Regions from separate parts of the Homo sapiens genome. Here all the other regions are linked to region 1. The links are chromatin contacts, found by Hi-C or POLR2A ChIA-PET in ENCODE. All regions are on one chromosome and are shown on one strand. The core of a region is the stretch at or near the end of the contact, and the rest is flanking DNA. Distances in the headings are between cores, read along the strand shown.

The links. A loop is a pair of places that touch in the nucleus more often than their neighbours do. ChIA-PET counts read pairs that join two places held with the same protein, here RNA polymerase II (POLR2A). Pooled maps may share reads with other maps.
Region 2: a loop to region 1 is called in a pooled map, with 5 times the contacts of the local background. The contact joins two enhancer-like sites. A Hi-C loop is called at or near these places in 5 of 50 pooled maps. POLR2A ChIA-PET finds 5 or more read pairs at or near these places in 2 of 52 experiments (activated CD4-positive, alpha-beta memory T cell and activated naive CD8-positive, alpha-beta T cell).
Region 3: a loop to region 1 is called in a pooled map, with 6 times the contacts of the local background. The contact joins two enhancer-like sites. A Hi-C loop is called at or near these places in 6 of 50 pooled maps. POLR2A ChIA-PET finds 5 or more read pairs at or near these places in 3 of 52 experiments (T-cell, WTC11 and common myeloid progenitor, CD34-positive).
Region 4: a pooled map shows a loop between it and region 1 (3-fold over the local background). The contact joins two enhancer-like sites. A Hi-C loop is called at or near these places in 1 of 168 maps with a recorded cell type or tissue (endothelial cell of hepatic sinusoid) and 4 of 50 pooled maps. POLR2A ChIA-PET finds 5 or more read pairs at or near these places in 6 of 52 experiments (K562, OCI-LY7, Panc1 and 3 more).

What each region holds. Positions count from the first base shown.
Region 1 is chr18:3,059,386-3,062,033 of GRCh38, reverse strand. No RefSeq gene overlaps it. Among named protein-coding and RNA genes, the nearest start is that of LPIN2, 48 kb to the right of the region's middle. RefSeq lists enhancers at 592-721, 1,089-1,383. Within about 2 kb of position 1,298, at least 8 of the 41 ENCODE cell types and tissues checked have a DNase peak (open chromatin) inside an H3K27ac peak, as active enhancers do.
Region 2 is chr18:3,295,740-3,298,387 of GRCh38, reverse strand. No RefSeq gene overlaps it. Among named protein-coding and RNA genes, the nearest start is that of MYL12-AS1, 35 kb to the right of the region's middle. RefSeq lists an enhancer at 1,103-1,182. Within about 2 kb of position 1,292, at least 21 of the 41 ENCODE cell types and tissues checked have a DNase peak (open chromatin) inside an H3K27ac peak, as active enhancers do.
Region 3 is chr18:2,882,220-2,884,867 of GRCh38, reverse strand. The region is part of intron 2 of EMILIN2 (elastin microfibril interfacer 2); the gene reads right to left. Among named protein-coding and RNA genes, the nearest start is that of EMILIN2, 37 kb to the right of the region's middle. Within about 2 kb of position 1,332, at least 9 of the 41 ENCODE cell types and tissues checked have a DNase peak (open chromatin) inside an H3K27ac peak, as active enhancers do.
Region 4 is chr18:2,904,778-2,907,425 of GRCh38, reverse strand. It overlaps EMILIN2 (elastin microfibril interfacer 2), which reads right to left. Exons shown (of 8, transcript NM_032048.3): 5 at 341-643. Among named protein-coding and RNA genes, the nearest start is that of EMILIN2, 59 kb to the right of the region's middle. RefSeq lists a silencer at 282-1,141. Within about 2 kb of position 1,250, at least 29 of the 41 ENCODE cell types and tissues checked have a DNase peak (open chromatin) inside an H3K27ac peak, as active enhancers do.

The DNA of each region.
Region 1 (2,648 bases), core at 49-2,548:
CTTCAGCCTGAGGCGTTACTAGTGCCCATGGTATCACACAAAAGCCACCCACTCTGCTTGCTAAGAGCTGGTTCTAAGCCGGGAGAAAAGGTGTTACATTGCTGAGCCAAACTGAAGCCAAGTGTTTCCTTTCAGAGACGAGGGGGACGTGTCCCAGAATCAGAGAGTGTTTTATTACATTGACTCTATTTTGGTTGTTCCAGGGCTCATCTTAGTTATCTAAATGTCCCTACTGAATGCACCCATAGTTGCCCACAGGAAGCCTCTCCAAGGAGACCCCCATGCCAACTGCAGTACATATGTGAATGCTCCCTCCATTTCCTTGTTCTTTACAGCTTAATATTCCCGGCTAGAAAGAGCTAACCAGTTCTCGGAACCCTCTTTGCTCACAGGCTTCTGTCAGTACAGGCACCTCTGGTTCATAAGCTTCCCACGCAGTCCGGAGACATTCTCCAGAATTTCACGAGAAGCGTGTGTCTTCCTTACACACTCAAAACCAGGAGCTGAATTGCAAGGAGGCATTTGGCTTCATGAAAGTGAAGACTGTGCAGAGAAAGAAGAGAAGCAACTCGTTGCGGGGGCAGAATCGAGAAATCTGAAATCCTCCTCTCAGGTGAAAGTTTCAGCAGCACTGAAGTACAGATGAAAAAATAATGAAAATGAAACCAATTCCTTGTTTTCATCTCAAAACAGAAAGAAAAAACAATTACCTCTACGTCATTCTATTAAAAACACGGGGCATTGCCTGGGCACGGTGGCTCACACCTATAATCCCAGCACTTCAGGAGGCCAGGAATTTGAGACCAGCCTGGGCAACACAGAGAGTCCCCGTCTCTACCAAAAACAAAAAATAAAAATAAATTAGCTGAGCATGGTGGCACATGACTGTAGTCCTAGCTACTTGGGAGGCTGAGATGGGTGGATGCTTGAGCCCAGGAGCTCGAGGCTGCAGAGAGCCATGATCGTGCCACCACTCTCCAGGCAGGGCAACAGCAAGACTCTGTCTCCAAAAAAGACAAACCATAAGATACCATTTCTTCCATTCATTCATTCATTCAACAAATATTTACTTGGTGTGGGTCAGGCCCTGTTCCCCCAGGCCCTTCTGACCTGCCATGGTAGAAAGCCCTCTGTCCCTAAAATTCCTGCCTTTTTGCCAGGTTTATGTCCAGCACAAGTGGAAAATCACCAACAGCTTTGACCTCTGAACAGACACTGCCGGAAGTCATGGAAGTGAACTGGGGTGAAGAATTGGTTTTTTCCATCTCACTCAAGTGTGGCAGGACAGTTGCTCTGTAGCACCGGCGGCCAGGAAGTGAGGGGGAAGAGGCAGGAAATGTGTATTGGCTTCTACACATAAACTTCGTATCTATAAAGAATGAGACTATTTTGTTTAAACGTTTTTAGTTGGAATGTTTCTCAATTTTGTATTTCTTGAGGCTCTTAATTTTGTTTCTTATCTGGGCTGCATTATGGTGGTTAACATTTCAAAAAGTGGTTGAGCATTTCTAACGCTGTGTAAAAAAAGATTGTTGCCTTTAAATACAAGGCAGCAAAGAAAAAGAAAAGCTGTAAGTAAAAATATAGGCCAGGCACCGTGGCTCACGCCTATAATCCCAGCACTTTGGGAAGCCGAGGTGGGTGGATCACCTGAGGTCAGGAGTTTGAGACCAGCCTGGCTAACATGGGGAAACTTTATCTCTACTAAAAATACAAAAATCGTCTGGGCGTGGTGGTGCACGCCTGTAATCCCAGCTACTTGGGAGGCTGAGGCAGGAGAATCATCTGAATCCAGGAGGTAGAGGTTGCAGTGAGCTGAGATTGCGCCACTGCACTCCAGCCTGGGCAACAGAGCGAGATTCCTTCTCAAAGAAAACATAAAAATATAAAAACATAATGATAATGAGAAGCCATTTTAGCTAGAGTAATAGAAAAAATTCATTTGCATTTTAAAATATGGTCATGCTAAAATCACTTTAGCTTTTAAATAGACACTTTGATGTCCCTGGTTCTACTAGAACCTGTCAGTGACATTTGAACAACTTTTATGAAGTAGAAGCAGATTGATCTCCTGCATAGCTAAGGTTCAGAGACAATTTGTCTCATTTTCACTCTATTTTGATAATACAAAACTAAAATAATGAGGAAATGTATCACCATAAGGCAGAGGTTATTAAGTGTTCAGACCTTTGTTGATAAATAATTTAAAGCAAAATAAGTCCAAAGACTAGGGGAAGTTAAAAAAAAAAAAACCCACATGTCACTTCAAATGTTTATTATAGTGGTATGCTGTAGAGTTATTGTTGTAAAGTATTGTTACTGTGTTATTTGTGTATTATATAGAGATATATAGAGATACAGTTGTTTATTATTGTTATAGTAATATTATCTTGTTTTATGGTTGTATATTATAGAGCTACAAACATAATAAAAATTAGAAAACTTGAAAGAAATTGTATAAAGGCCTTAATTCAGTGAGACGATTGGAACTGCTCTCATTTCTGTGGTAGCCACAGTAACAGAAATTCAGCGTGTCCTTTGTCAACACAGGAAGTTTGTTACAAAGACATCATTCAAAACAAGAGTCAAATTCTGGGAACTCCCTTTAAAATGAAAAGGGAAAAAAAATCAGAAAGAATTTACTTTTA
Region 2 (2,648 bases), core at 43-2,542, 240 kb before region 1:
ACTCACTGCTCTTAGAATTCTTTCCTTCACACTGACTATAGATAGTCTGATGACTATGTTCCTTGGTGATATCCTTTTTGCAATGAATCTCCCAGGACTTCTTTGAGCTTCTTGTATTTGGATGTCTAAATCTCCAGCAAGGACAGGGAAGTTTTTCTCAATTATTCCCTCAAAGAAGTTTTTCACTTTTTTTTTTTTTTTTTTTTTTTGCTTTTTCTTCTCCTTCAGGGACACCAATAGTTCTTATACTTGTCCATTTTACATAATACCATATTTCTTGGACGCTTTATTCATTTCTATTAATTCTTTTTTCTTTATTTTTGTCTGATTGGGTTAATTTGAAAGCCTTGTCTTAGAGCTCTGAAATTCTTTCTTCTATTTGGTCTAGAATATTGTTAAAACTTTCCAGCTCATTTTGTAATTCCCTAAATCCCTAAATGTGTCCTTCATTTCAAAAAGTTCTGGTTGATTTTTTAAAAAAATCTATCTCTTTAGAAAATATTTCATCTATATCCTGAATTGATTTTTAAATTTCTATATGTTGTTTTTCACCTTTCTCTTATATCTCCTTGAGTAGCTTAATGATCAACCTTTTGAATTCTTTGTCTGGTAAAGATTTCTCAAATGCCAGTAGTAGTAGTAATGAATTGGTCATGTGGACAGACTCAGGACCCCCTGGTTAGCCAGAACGATGCAGGCAATGGTGACAGCTGAGGTCATGCACAAGTTTTCTCCTTCCTTGGTGCAGTGTTACACTACTTGGAGATGCTGTAATGGACTGTCAATTGGCCTCCAGCCAGAAGGTGGCGCTTGCCAAAGAGCACCAGCTGCCGTAGTAGCAGTGGGATTTGTGCTTGCCTCATGTTACCCAGGGGAGGTACTCTGGTGACTCAGGTAATGGGTGGGGCCATAGAGCGCCAAAAAATTTCTGTCCTTTGTGTTAAGCTACCAGAGCAAGTGAAGGAGCAAAGCCAGGTGGCGGCTGGATCAGGCAGGTTCACGCTGTGGCTCCCCACATGCGGGGTAAGCAGTGGCCCCTGTGGGGGTCAGAGAGCATTTTTCTGGCCGCAGGGGTAATGTTGCAGGGAGGGGTGCAGCTGCCTCTGCTGCACAGAAGTCTCTCTACAGGGGTTGGGGAGTAGCAGGCGGCAGTAAGCCCCACCAGCGCCCATGCACTTGGCAAGGCCGGTCCCTCACCCGCAGGGTTCCGCTTGCAGCAGCTCGTTAGAATCCAGGCAGTCCGCATTCAGAACTCAAGACTGCCCCATGCCATAAGCCTTCCTGAAGGAGAGAACAACCAATGCTTTCAAGCCACGCCCCTCCCAGTCTGCCCGTGAAGCAGGGGCGCCCAGCTCCTGCACCCGTGGCTGCAGCACATTTCCCAGTCACTCCTTGGTTCTGCCCAAGGGGGTTTGTCCCCATTCGGCATTATATTGTGAACCCAGTTGGGAACTTCTGCCAACCTGTGACTGCTGTCTGAGTTAGCTGGCAGATTTCTGCACAGTCCTCTGTGAGGTAGGGTCGGGAATGTCTTCCCTCCATCCTCACTGGAGCCTGGGAGTGCATGCAAAGCCCGTCCCAATGATGCTTTTTCTCATACATTCCCCACTGCTCACTAAAATCAGCTCCATTGCTGGATAGGGTTAAGTTCTTCCCTCATGGGCCTCTATTGCCAGATTCCCAAGTGGGAGTGTATGTTCCAGAGGCAATTTATTCCTCTTTCACTCTGGGGAACTTAGTTTTCCACTGGCTTATGGTGTAGGCTGCAGCCCAGTGCTTCTTTCAAAGGGTCAGTGGCTTCTTTCAGTTCTCCTGTTAAGTTCCTGTGTTGCTTCTAGGAGAAAAGTTCACAGTGTGTGAGTCTCTACACACTATCTTGTCTTTCCAAGTGGAAGAGGCATGCTAACACTGCCTCCAATCTGCCATCTTGGGAGCAACAGAGTGAGAACTTGTCTCTTAAAAAAAAGGTGGGGAGGCCGGGCGCGGTGGCTCACGCCTGTAATCCCAGCATTTGGGAGGCCAAGGCAGGCAGATTATGAGGTCAGGAGTTCGAGGCCAGCCTGGCCAACATGGTGAAACCCCATCTCTACTAAAGATATAAAAAATTAGCCGGGCGTGGTGACGCCCGCCTGTGATCCCAGCTACTCAGGAGGCTGAGGCAGGAGAATCGCTTGAACCTGGGAGGTGGAGGTTGCAGTGAGCAGAGATAGCGCCATTGCACTCCAGCCTGGGTGACAGGGTGAGACTCTGTCTCAAAAAAAAAAAAAAAAAAAAAAGTGGGAGGGGAAGCGGTCTTTTGTTTTAGAGATATCTGCTTTAATATGTATGAACAAATATCAGTGATTTGCTGACAAAATGATTTGTCAGTGATTTACTTCAAAGTAATCTAGTGATGCAGGTAAGAGGGCTGAGGGATAATGATGAAAGGAAAATGGGAGGGGTTATAGATGAAACAAGTTTGGCCATGAGCTGATTATTATTGAAGCTAGGTGATGCCTACAAGGGGATCCATACATTATTTTCTCTTTGCAATACAATCCTGACCTGGAGTAAGGTCAAATTTCACAGGTTAAGGGAACAGCCACTCACAGGATGCCTCTTACCCCAGATACCAGCTGTTATATGTTCCAGGGTTCCTGAGCCACCGG
Region 3 (2,648 bases), core at 83-2,582, 180 kb after region 1:
CCCTGCCTGCTCTCCAGGCTGGCCCAGAGGGGATGTTGGTCTCCTCAGTCCAGATCTGACTGGGGGGTTCAGCCTAACTCAGATCAGCCTCAGGAAGGCAGGGGCTCCCCAATCCTCCACCTGCCCTGAGCACCCGTTTCCCAGCAAGGGGAACACACAGCTTAGAAAATCTCCACCAAGACTCCCATTTGAGAAGGATACTTTTCAGCCCCCAAACTGAGCTTTTGTTTCACCAAACTTCTGTTCTACAATTCAGTTTGTGGGGATTTGTTTCAGGTGTCACTAGAGATTGTTTTGTTTTGTGTTTTAAAGAAATATTCCTGGCCGGGCACAGTGGCTCATGCCTGTAATCCCAGCACTTTGGGAGGCTGAGGCCAGCAGATCACTTGAGGCCAGGAGTTCGAGACTAGCCTGGCTAACATGGTGAAATCTAGTCTCTACAAAAAATACGAAACTTAGCCAGGTGTTGTGGCGCATGCCTGTAGTCCCAGCTACCGCTGAGGCACGAGAATTGTTTGAATCCAGAAGGCGGAGGTTGCAGTGAGCTGAGATCACGCCATTGCACTCCAGCCTGGGAGACACAGCGAGACTGTCTCAAAAAAAAGAAAAAGAGGCTGGGCGCGGTGGCTCACGCCTGTAATCTGAGCACTTTGGGAGGCCGAGGCAGGCGGATCACGAGGTCAGGAGATCGAGACCATCCTGGCTAACACGGTGAAACCCCGTCTCTACTAAAAATACAAAAACATTAGCCGGGCGTGATGGCGTGCGCCTGTAGTCCCAGCTCCTTGGGAGGCTGAGGCAGGAGAATGGCGTGAACCCGGGAGGTGGAGCTTGCAGTGAGCCGAGATCGCGCCACTGCACTCCAGCCTGGGTGACAGAGCAAGACTCCAACTCAAAAAAAATAAAAAGAAAGAAAGAAACATCCCTGGCACCCTGCTCTCCATCATGTCTGTGTGTTTACCGCTGCACCTCCCTTTCCTGATGCTAGCAAAGGTAGCCACCAGCTTTTGCAGATGGCAGCTCACACTATTTGTGTCCACTTTTTACAAAGATGCCCTGGTTCATACTGTCAATGACAGAAATCAGGAAGCAGAATTGGAAGCACTCAAAAAGTCCTGTTGACAGTGCACATCCCCTCATGCCCTGGAATATCACACAGAGAGCTTTGCAGTGAGCTGGAAAGTCCTCCAGACTCAAGGCCGGGCCTGGGCCCACAACAGACTTTGACAGCCCTGCAGTCCCGGGCTCACCAGGGAAGGAGCCAGGAGTTCAGCCCCCGCAGCGGCCCCTGCTCACAGCACAGGCAAAAGCCACAGCCACACAGGATGGGGCCTCCCTACTTCAGCCCAATTGTGATTTCCTGCCTTGCAAATCATCTCTCTTGAAGCTCTTCAGCTCCTCTTCATTTCTTACACCAGCACCAGCAGCTGGCCTTCTTCTTGAGCCAATTCCCAGAAAGCAATAGGCTGAGTGTCACTTTTTCAGGGTTGCTGAGAGCTGCCCATGGGGGGAGGCGGGACAATAGCAGCAGCGGGGTTACCCAGCAAAGCAACTCCCTCCCAAGCACCAGCCCTGTGGCAGGTGGACTTCAAAGTTACCTCCCTGAGGAAAGCACAAATCATGTGCTGGACCTTTGACATCCTCCCCGAGGGTCACACACTGACAATTACACTCTGGGTATAGGATCCACCCCGCTGGGACTGGCTAGGCACCCTGCAGAATCCCAAGAGGGCCCTGCCGACAGCTAGGACCCGCCAAGCCCATTAGACCTCCTAGCACCTTCCACTGTCCCTGTTTCCTTTGGTTTTTGTTGTGTTTTTTGTTTTGTAGAGATAAGTATCACTTGGTCGCCCAGGCTGGAGTGCAGTGGTACAATCATGGTACACTGCAACCTCAAACTCCTGGGCTCAAGTGATCCTCCACCTCGGCCTCCCAAAATGCTGAGATTACAGGCACCATGCCTGGGTCATATTTTTTTTTTTTTGAGATGATGTTTCACTCTCGTTGCCCAGGCTGGAGTACAATGGCGCGATCTCGGCTCACTGCAACCTCTGCCTCCCGGGTTCAAGCGATTCGCCTGCCTCAGCCTCCCAAGTAGCTGGGATTACAGGCACCCACCACCATGCCTGGTTATTTTTTGTATTTTTAGTAGAGACATAGTTTCACCATGTTGGCTGGGCTGGTCTTGAACTCCTGACCTCAGGTGATCTACCCACCCTTTAGCCCCCAAAGTGCTGGGATTACAGGTGTGAGCCACTGTGCCCAGCCAATTTAAAAAAATTTTTTTAAGAGATAGGGTCTCACTATGTTGCCCAGGCTGGTCTCGAGCCCATGGCCTCAAGTGATCCCCCAACCTCAAAGTGCTGGGATTACAGGCATGAGCCACCACACCCGGCCTGTTTGCCTTGATCTTTAGGGCAGTGGTTCTTAGCCTGAGCCATCAGAATCACCCAGGAAACTGTGAAAAAATACCCACGCCTGGGTCTCACCCTCAGAGGTTTTGATTTAAGGGGTCTGGGGTGGCAGCCAGGCATGCAGATGTTAGAAAGCTCCAGAGAGCCTTTTCCAAGGAAAACTGAAGAGGAAGCCTGGTAGTAAAATGGAAAAACAAGGGCTGCTCGGGCAGTTGGGAGGATGAGGAGAGGAAA
Region 4 (2,648 bases), core at 1-2,500, 150 kb after region 1:
TGCTTTGCTGCTACCCAAGCTCCCAATACCCTTCTGGCTTCCAAGATCCTTCCTGCTGGGAATCAATGAGCTGCCCGTGTGGCACTCGTACTCCAACCGGCGGGGCCACTCAGTATGTCTAAGTACAGACGACTGCACTGTCCCTGAGGTGCCCCGGCCTCCGTGTGCTGGACTAGCATGAGCGGTCCCTCGGGCCTCGGCATCCTTCCAAAGCTGCATTTCGGAACTTGCCCCCCCGAAGGCTGGACCCCGAACCGCCACGCCCCTCAGCAGACCCCGAGGCTCAGGCGGAAGTTCCGGGAGAGCCCCGCGCTCCTCCCCGCGCAGCCCCGGGCCTCACCTGGTGCGCCCGCGAAGCCTTCTGCGCCGGGGACGGTGCCGCTCCCGGTCTGGCCGTCCACGCCCCGCGGCAGACCCCGCCCAGACACGCCTGCGCCTGCGGGGGGCCCGGCCTGGCCCGTCTCCGCGATGACCCCGGTGGAGCCTGGCGGCTGGGGCGGCCTCTCCTCGGGGGGCCGCTGGGGCAGGACGGGCCGTCGCCCAGGGTCCTCTGCGGTTGCGGGGCCGCTGGGCCTCGGCGGGGCGGGCTCGGGCTGCAGCGGCTCCTTCGGGGCCTCTGCGGGCGGCGGGGGCGAGGGCGCCTCTGCCGGGCGTCGGGGAGAAAGAAACACACGGGATTAGGAAACCTCAGCCCTGACTGCCCCGTCAGGGTCCCCTCCATGAGTCCCGGCGAGCGGGGTCCCCGTGAGGACTCTGCGGCCACCCCTGCGACGTCAGGCCAGCGGGACACACGGGCGTCCGCCCGCATCTTCCGAGGACGCCGCGGGCCACCCGGACGCCGCCGGGGACCCCTGCCCGGGGCCGGGGCGTTTCCAGCCTCTCCGGCGCAGACGGCTGCACTTTCCAAACCGGCCTCACTCTTGGCTCCGGCATCAACAATTCCCGATTTCACAGCACGCGGAAACCGCGGGTGCGTCGCAAGTGACTGAAAGGGACCTGAGGCCACCGACCCCCGCACCGTCTCTGAACCACACTCCTGCCGGGGCCCCACGGCCTCTCCCGCGGGCTGCCGAGGGACCCTGCCGGGGGGCCCCAGGGCTGCGCGGAGGCCGTGAGGAGGGCTCAGGCTCCACGAGGGCCGCGGCCACAGCGCCCACGTCGCCAGCGGAAGGGACTTCCAACGGAGGAAGCTCCTGGCGTGCGTCTCCCGGCCCTCTGGGGAAGGCGCCGGAAGCTGCCGCCCTTTCCTCCTTTGAACTCGTTCCCGGAACGAGCCCTCCAGGAAGCCCCTCCCGACCGTCCACGGGACGCCTGACAATACCCGGGCCTGGCTGAGGGACCCGCTCGCCAAGAAACGCCATCCCCGCCGCCCCCGTCAGCCTGGTGCCCACGATGCCCAGAGTTCCAAAGCGCAACACATTTGATTTTTGTTTAGGACCCGACAAAAATCGGCGGCTGCCTCCCGACCTGCCGTCTAGTTTTGTTTTAAAACTCCCTAAGCGGGCCGGGCGCGGTGGCTCACGCCCGTAATCCCAGCACTTTGGGAGGCCGACGCGGCCGGATCACTTGAGCCCCCAAATTCGAGACCAGCCTGACCAAGATGGCGAAACCTCATCTCTTCCAAATATCCAAAAAAAAAAAACAAAAAAACAAAAATTAGCCCGGGGTAGTGGAGCGCACCTGTAATCCCAGCTACTCGGGAGGCTGAGGCAGGAGAATCACTTGAACCCAGGAGGTGGAGGTTGCAGGGAGCCGAGATCGCCCGCTGCACTCCAGCCTCACTAAGCTGGGGAGAAGGGCAGTGGAGGTGGTTGATGGGTTCAAAAATATAGTTAGACAGAGTTAATAAGATCTAGTATCTGATAGCACAACAGGGTGACTGCAGTCAGCAATTATCTTTTGCACATTTTTAAATAAAAGAGTAGAATTGGAATGTCTGTAAAGAAATGGCACATGCTTTGGGTAATAGATACCCTATTACCCCGATTATTATACACTGCATGCCTGTATCAAAATACCTCATGTACCCCATATATATATATATCTACTCTGTACACATAACAACTAAAAATTAAAAAAATAAAACTAAGATAAATATGGCAGATCAAATACATGCCCCCCCCCCGCCCCACCCACAGAGGCAGGTTGCCAGAACACCCTGAGAGAGGCAGTTTCTCCAACAGCCTTTCCTGACCAATGTTCCATGAGAGAAGCCCAAGAGAAAACAATTTGAGTGATTACTCTCTCAGTTTTCCCTGAGGATGATACAGAGCTAATTCCATTCTAGATACAGAGAAGTTAGTTCACGCCATACAATAGAATGGCATCAGGATTTACATCTCTTTAGAACCCTGGTTGAGAAAGGCTGGGTTAGACAGAGAAACTGAGGCAGAGGGATTGAAAAACATGCAGATACCAGCTACAGTGGAAGATAGGAGTAAGATACCAGTCTAAAAACACTAAGCGAAAGTCTGCTCCCTGAATAAGGAGGCTCACAGTCCCCATCCTCTGCTAAGCTCCCAGCCACTTGCTTATACCTCTAGCTGGATATAGGAGGATTCTTCAAATTGACCCTATGATGCCCACAGTCGTGAAACTCTATCTAGTGTCTCCCCATTAAATGTGAACCAAAGTCAAAATCACCTGAC